2 separate regions of the Homo sapiens genome follow, and region 1 is linked to region 2. A link is a contact called in ENCODE Hi-C or POLR2A ChIA-PET data. All regions are on one chromosome and are shown on one strand. Each heading gives the region's core, a stretch centred on a gene start or an enhancer-like site at or near the end of the contact. The rest is flanking DNA. Distances are from core to core; before and after follow the strand shown.

Region 1 (3,041 bases), core at 304-2,803, 75 kb before region 2:
CGTTACCCCGTTGGAAGGTGGCTGTCTTATGTATATTTGGAACGTACATCTGTCTTGGTGTATTTTTATTAATCCATGTTTATTGTCATCTGTCTCATGAGGACAGGGACTTATCCCACTCATGGCAGGTCCCCGGGGCCTTTCCTGCCCAGGCCCCACCCGTGAGCACTTGCTGACTGAGCGACTTTGCTCTTGCCTGCAGCCGAGCCATTTTGCAGGAGGTGCTGGACGCAGACCTGAGCAACGAGGCCTTCCCGTTCTCCACCCACAAGCTACTGAGAGCCGCAGGGCACCTGGTAGGTTCCAGCTGGCCACGTCCTCTGGGTCGTGGGTGGCAGCATGGTGTGAGGGGTGCGCCGGGGGATCTGGGGGCTGGGGGCTCTCGGGCAGGTTCCTTTGCCTCCCTGGGCCTCGGTCCCCAACTGTGAAGGGGGGACAGTGGGACCAGGCGGCCCTCCTACAGGCTGTTGGGAGCTTGGAGAGGTCATGTGGATCAAAGTCACAGCGTCTTCCATCCCTCCTCGGTGCCTGGTGCATGCCAGGGACTCAGTCCCAGGGAAGGTGGCCTTGGCCTCACTGCCTGCATCGCCACCTATTGTATCCCCTCCTGAAAGGCGCGGGGCAGCCCTCCCGAGGCCAAGTGACCTCCTGGAAACGGGAGGGCCGAGCTCTGCTGAGCAGTAGCTGGCTCCGGAGAGCTCCGTGTGGCAGCCTCCCAGCTGCCATTGTGGGCGTGGGAGGAGGGGCTGCTGGGGTGGGAGCACAGCCAGTCCCCAAACAGCACCCCACATGTCCCCCACCAACTCTAGAAAGCCTGTATCCTGGGGGCCAGAGCCCGTCCCTTCTGAGATGGTGGTAGTGTCCGGAGCCAGCACTCCATGGGACCTGGCCCCAGGCAGGAGGCTCCCTCAGAGACCAGGATCGGGGCCCAGATTCTAGTTCTGGGCCAGCACGACCCTCTTCTGGGCTTTGTTTCCTTGTTGGAAAACAGGCATCTTGGCATCTGCTTTGACTTCTCGAGGCTGAGATGAGGATGGTAAACACAGCAGCCCCTGTTTGCCGAGGGCTTCCTGTGTGCCAGACACTGTTCCGAGAACATCACAGCACACTTTCCCATGTAATCCTCGCCATAGTGCGGGCGGCTCTGTTACAGGGTCTCCCAACCTCAGCACTACTGACGTTTGGAGGAGATCCTCTCTGCTGTGAGGGCCCTCCTGTGTGACACAGGTGTGTGGCCGCCTCCCTGGCTGCCGCCCACTAGGTGCCAGTGGCACCCACCGTCGTGACAGCCACAAGTGTGTTCAGACATGGCCAAGGGTCCGCTGGGGGCAGGATCGCCCATTGAGAACCTCAGTGCATGACCACCCTGCTTGTTTGCAGGGCTGTAAGCCATGTAGTGGCAGCGGGGGCCGGGCCTCCAGAGCCCTCCAGCGCTCATGCTGGAGGAGATGTCGCCCTGCATGACGGATGTTACCCAGATGGAGCTCAGAGAGGCTGGATGGGCCAGGCTGCTCAGGGCCGCCCGGCTAAAGAAACCCAGAAAGCCCCCGATATGTGTCAGTGACACGGATGTGGCCTTCAGGAGGGGGTGGGCGGGTGCACGGCCGCGTTTGGAGGCAGCTCCCTGTCTCTCCTTCCTGTATGTTCGTCTGGGGTTTGGGTGGGGAAATGCTAAGGAAGGTTGGGGAGGAGCGAGGTCCTGGCCTGCAGAGGGACTGGAGGTCCTGGGGGACAAATCTGGGTTCTGTTAGCAGATAAACAATCTGGCGATGACTGTCAGGGAGGAGGCGGCCAGAAACTAGGGAGATCCCAGCGGCTCTGCTCTCACCTCCCCTCTCCAGAGGCTGCACAGGGGCAGGAAGCAGGGCCGGCTGTGTCTAGCTTGCTTCCTGCCTCTGTGGTGCAAAGCTGCCTGCTGGGACCAGAGAGGGTGGGCACTCAGAGAGAGCAGCACAGCTGGATCCAGGCCACACGGCCTTCAGATGGCCCGACTCCAGCTCCAGCAGGCCGGGGTCCACGCAGCATCCAGCTTTGTCTGCAGCTGGGTTCTGGTTTGCAGAAGGGGAGGGGGGCTGCGGGTTCTCCCACCTTGCTGAGGCTTGGCATAGGTGCTGCTTCTGTCTGGTTTGGCTACAGGACGGGGAGACGACCAGGTGGGAACACGTCCCCTCCCATTTGAGGCCCAGCAGCCTTGCCCCCACCCGCACGGCCACTCCAGCAAGCTGCTGGGACTTGTTCTCAGACAGGCGGCTCCAGCTGCCTCCCCTCTCCTGGGGCTGGCCCTTTCCTGGCCCTGGCAGCCTCCCCAAGCCTAGGCAGTGGCTGCCTGGGTCAGCCTCTACCTGTGTGGCCTAGGAGCCAGGCCAGGCCAGGTGCTTGCTGAGCTGACCCAAAGGCTCTGCTTCCGGGATGACATCCCCCAGAGGAACAGGCCAGGCCAAACACAGCGTGGGGGGTGCAGGGGGTGCAGGGGCCGCCTCTCCCCACAGTCTCCTGCTCATTGGTGTAAAATCACTGGTGTTGTAAAAAGCACATCACGGCTGCATAAAATACTGCTCATTGCTCGGTTTCCAACCATCACTGCGCATGGGTTTCAGCACAGGGGCTGAGTGCAGACCTCGCTTCTAGCAGTTTCCAACCATCACTGCGCGTGGGTTTCAGCACAGGGGCTGAGTGCAGACCTCGCTTCTAGCAGTTTCCAACCATCACTGCGCGTGGGTTTCAGCACAGGGGCTGAGTGCAGACCTCGCTTCTAGCAGTTTCCAACCATCACTGCGCATGGGTTTCAGCACAGGGGCTGAGTGCAGACCTCGCTTCTAGCAGTTTCCAACCATCACTGCGCGTGGGTTTCAGCACAGGGGCTGAGTGCAGACCTCACTTCTACCAAGCCCACTTTGGGCACGACCCTTGCCCCCTCAGAACAAGGATGCTGGGTCTGTGGGCAGGTCTCGTGAGCTGCGGCACGAAGCTCATCTGGCTGGGACATGGTGGTCAGCGGCATCTCAGAGGACCGTTGGGGACATTCATAGCCTGCCAATGAG
Region 2 (3,389 bases), core at 564-3,063:
GTAATGACAGTATCCATATCTCATCGGATCGCTGAGAAGACTAAATGAGGCAATGCTCGCACTGTGTTTAGCCTTGTGTCTAGCACGCATTAAGCACATAATGAGTGATGTTTATCATGAGACAAGTGCCTGGTGGGAGCAGGTACTACTCGCAGTTAATTAATGAATCAAACACAGCCCCTGGTCCCTTGGGAAATGAAGCAGGTGATGTTTAATTATCCTGCTTGGAAGAGAACAAGATACTCACAGGGGGCAGGGACCAGCTTTTCCCATTAGTTAAGAGGAAGGAGGACTAGCCTGGTTTGCTATAAGAAAACTCTCTATGGTCAAAGTGACCTGATCAGCCTGGAGAAACTCAGCAGGGGCCCTTGCCAGGGGCCCCAGCAGGGGAGGCAGCAGGCTGGACATTTGGAGCATGTCTGTATGGTGTGAACACTCACTCTCTTGTCCATGGGCAAGTTGCTCACCCATCTGTGCTCAGCCCATCTGTAAAAGGGAAATGGACTCCAAGCACTTTACTCTTCTGTTTGTCCTCAGTATTCTCATGTCTAGAATGAAGCAAGGTTATGGTTACTACCAGGATGGAGTTTTTTTATAGAGAACTTAAAGGTTGATCATAATGAAAGCACACATTTAAGGCCAGGCGTGGCAGCTCACACCTGTAATCCCAACACTTTGGGAGGCCGAGGCGGGCAGATCACTTGAGGTCAGGAGTTCGAGACCAGCCTGGCCAACATGACAAAACTCCGTCTCTACTAAAAATACAAAAAGAACAACCTGGGTGTCGTGACGCATGCCTGTAGTCCCAGCTACTCGGGAGGCTGAGGCAGGAGAATCACTTGAACCCAGGAAGTGGAGGTTGCAGTGAGCTGAGATCACGCCACTGCACTCCAGCCCGGGTGACAGAGTGATATGGCTCAAAAAAAAAAAAAAAAAAAAAAAAAAAGCACACATTTATATGGTGCTTTCCCACCAGGCACAGCTCTGAGTGCTGTACATGTTCTAACACAAAAGCCTTCCTAACATTCTTAACACCAGATTTCTCTCCGTTCAGGGTCCCTGCGACCGCAGGCTCAGCTCGAGGACCTGCAGAAACAGGGAAATGCCTCCTGGGGCACTCCTCTCAGGAGTAGGAGCCTTGGGTCAGAAAGGTCTCCCTCGTATCCAGCCCAAATCTGCCTTGCTTTAACGTCTAGCCATTGGTCTTAGCTCTGTGCTTTGGGGTCAGGGAGAAGGGATCTGCTCCCCTTCCCCGTGGATGTGGGAGAGATCCAAAGGCAGCCGCCATGCCCCAAACAGCCACTCACCAGGAGCAGCGTAAGCCTTGCTCCTCCTCTCAGTTGCTCCGGGGTTGCTAACTCAGAGAAGGGAAATAAATAGTAACAAAGGCGAGCATTTATTAAGTACTTATGGTGTGCCGGGCCTCGAAACATCATCGGATTTCATTCTCAGACCAACCCTAAAGGTGCTGGTGTTAACTCCCCATTTTAAAGATAAGAACCAGCCGCTCAACCAGGATAAGGGACTTGCCCTACTGCGGATAAGCAGCAGCTTCGGCCTGACTCCAGATCCCAACGTTGTGGAAGCCGGAACGCCCCGAGAACAGGCGGAGAGCGGAGGGAGCACCGCAGGGCGCCGGCCAGGGTGGGGGCACCCCCAGGCCTCCAGGAGGTCGCGCGTCCCGGGCGAGAGCGGACGAGCCGTCAGCACCAGGGACAGCTCCCCAGGCCGCTCCCGGCATCCCCCGACGACTGCGCGCGCGGGCCGGTGACGCGCGCTCCCCGCCAGGCTCGGGCGCGCGCCCTCCCCGCCAGCGCGCGCCCTGCGCTCGGGACCAGGCTGGAGCCGCGCGTGCAGCTCGCAGGGAGCCAGCCGGGGCGTCCGGAGTCGCGGCCGCAGCGCGGAGCTGGCAGGGGTGCCCGCCTGGGCACGCAGTCGCCTCCCCGGGGGCCTCCCGGGCTTCTCAGCGCCCGCCTCGCCCGCCCAGCCACACCAGGCGCCACCGCCGTGGCCTGGGCATGAGCGGCCGCCGCTAGCTGCGCCCTGCCCGGGTCGGACGCCCGCCCGCCCCGTCACGTGCGCCCAAGTCCTCGCGGCCGGGGCAGCGCGGTTCCCATGCTTCAAGGTAAGGGCCGAGCGGGCCGCGGGTCACGGGGTGTGGGGCAGAAGACGCAGGCTGGAAAGCTCCAGCTAGGTGCCCACTCGTCCAGAGTGCCCACTGCAGCCTGCCCCGGCTGCCTCGCACCAGGTCCCCTGACCCAGCTGGCGTCACCCATCCCCTGGCTTCCACCCTCAAAGCGCATCCCCGAGGAGGAGACTGAGACCCAGGTGGGCACGAGGGCCTAAGGGAGAGGTGGGGGACCCACTTTAGGAAGGGGGGCTTCATTTCCCTCGGAACAGTGGCCTGGGGGCAGGGGGCAGTGGGGAGGGAAAGTTTCCCAGAAGAGCCCTCTGGAAACCTGGCCGCCTTCTCTCCCTGCCAGGAGCTAAGACTTTTTCATTTGCTGAGCTTTGCCTTCTTCCAGAGTCGGTGCTGCATTTTCATCCCATCCCATTCACCCAACACCCACGAGAAAGGGGCATTGGCCCCATTTCACAGATGCAGAAACTGAGTCTCCGAGAGGTTTGGTCTCTTGCCCACGATCACAGAGTGGGGAAGTGGTGGAGATGGCCTCAAACACGCCGGCCTCTGTCACCACCACCTCACACCTTTGTCTGTTAGGAATCTCTGCTTCATTGACAGGTGGGGGGTTGCCTAACTGACACTAGGTTTCCTCAGCCAGAAAAGAAAAGACTCTACACACCAAAAACCCAAGAGATATTCAACATGGGTCCTCAGGGCTCCACTGTCTCACCCCACTCGTGTCCTGTCCTCCCGCAGCCACGGACTGCCTGGGCACAAGTGGTCCTGCCAGTGTGTGTCCCGTAGCAACCCCGATGGCTCTGAGACAAGAAACTCAAGGGTCAAGTTCATGGAACCTTCTGCAGGGTAAGGGGAGTATCCTTGAGGCCTGAGCCCCAGCATTCGTCCTAGCACCTTCCCCAGTAAGCAGGAGCTCAGGAGAGCCAGCGGGCCACCCTGCCAGCCTTCTCCCTTGCATTTCCCTCAGCCCCTGCCAACTCACGCTCTTCAGGGCTTCTGGGGAGAGCAGTAATTACCAACCCCCAAAAAGTTCAGGGTTGCTGGGAAAGCACCTTTGCCCATCTTCCCACCTTCTCCCTCTTATAGAATTGAGAGTGAAGTGGAGGTGACCAGGGCTCTACCCACCTGAGCAGGTGAGAACCAGCACTTCCTGGGCTGGGCAAGGGCTGGTTTTAACTCTTGGTGCACTGACTGCAAGCTTCCTAAACAGCTTAGGTGCTGGCAGCTTGTGAAAAAATCTCACCCT

The links. A loop is a pair of places that touch in the nucleus more often than their neighbours do. ChIA-PET counts read pairs that join two places held with the same protein, here RNA polymerase II (POLR2A). Pooled maps may share reads with other maps.
Region 1: a map of posterior vena cava shows a loop between it and region 2 (2.5-fold over the local background). The contact joins the enhancer-like site here to the promoter of FAM163B in region 2. A Hi-C loop is called at or near these places in 4 of 168 maps with a recorded cell type or tissue (astrocyte of the cerebellum, endothelial cell of hepatic sinusoid, posterior vena cava and 1 more) and 3 of 50 pooled maps. POLR2A ChIA-PET finds 5 or more read pairs at or near these places in 2 of 52 experiments (Caco-2 and naive thymus-derived CD8-positive, alpha-beta T cell).

Annotation. Positions count from the first base shown.
Region 1 is chr9:133,682,448-133,685,488 of GRCh38, reverse strand. It overlaps SARDH (sarcosine dehydrogenase), which reads left to right. Exons shown (of 21, transcript NM_001134707.2): 17 at 203-296. Among named protein-coding and RNA genes, the nearest start is that of DBH-AS1, 27 kb to the right of the region's middle. RefSeq lists an enhancer at 1-81. Within about 2 kb of position 1,553, at least 13 of the 41 ENCODE cell types and tissues checked have a DNase peak (open chromatin) inside an H3K27ac peak, as active enhancers do.
Region 2 is chr9:133,607,813-133,611,201 of GRCh38, reverse strand. FAM163B (family with sequence similarity 163 member B) reads left to right here and starts at 1,813. Exons shown (of 3, transcript NM_001080515.3): 1 at 1,813-2,125.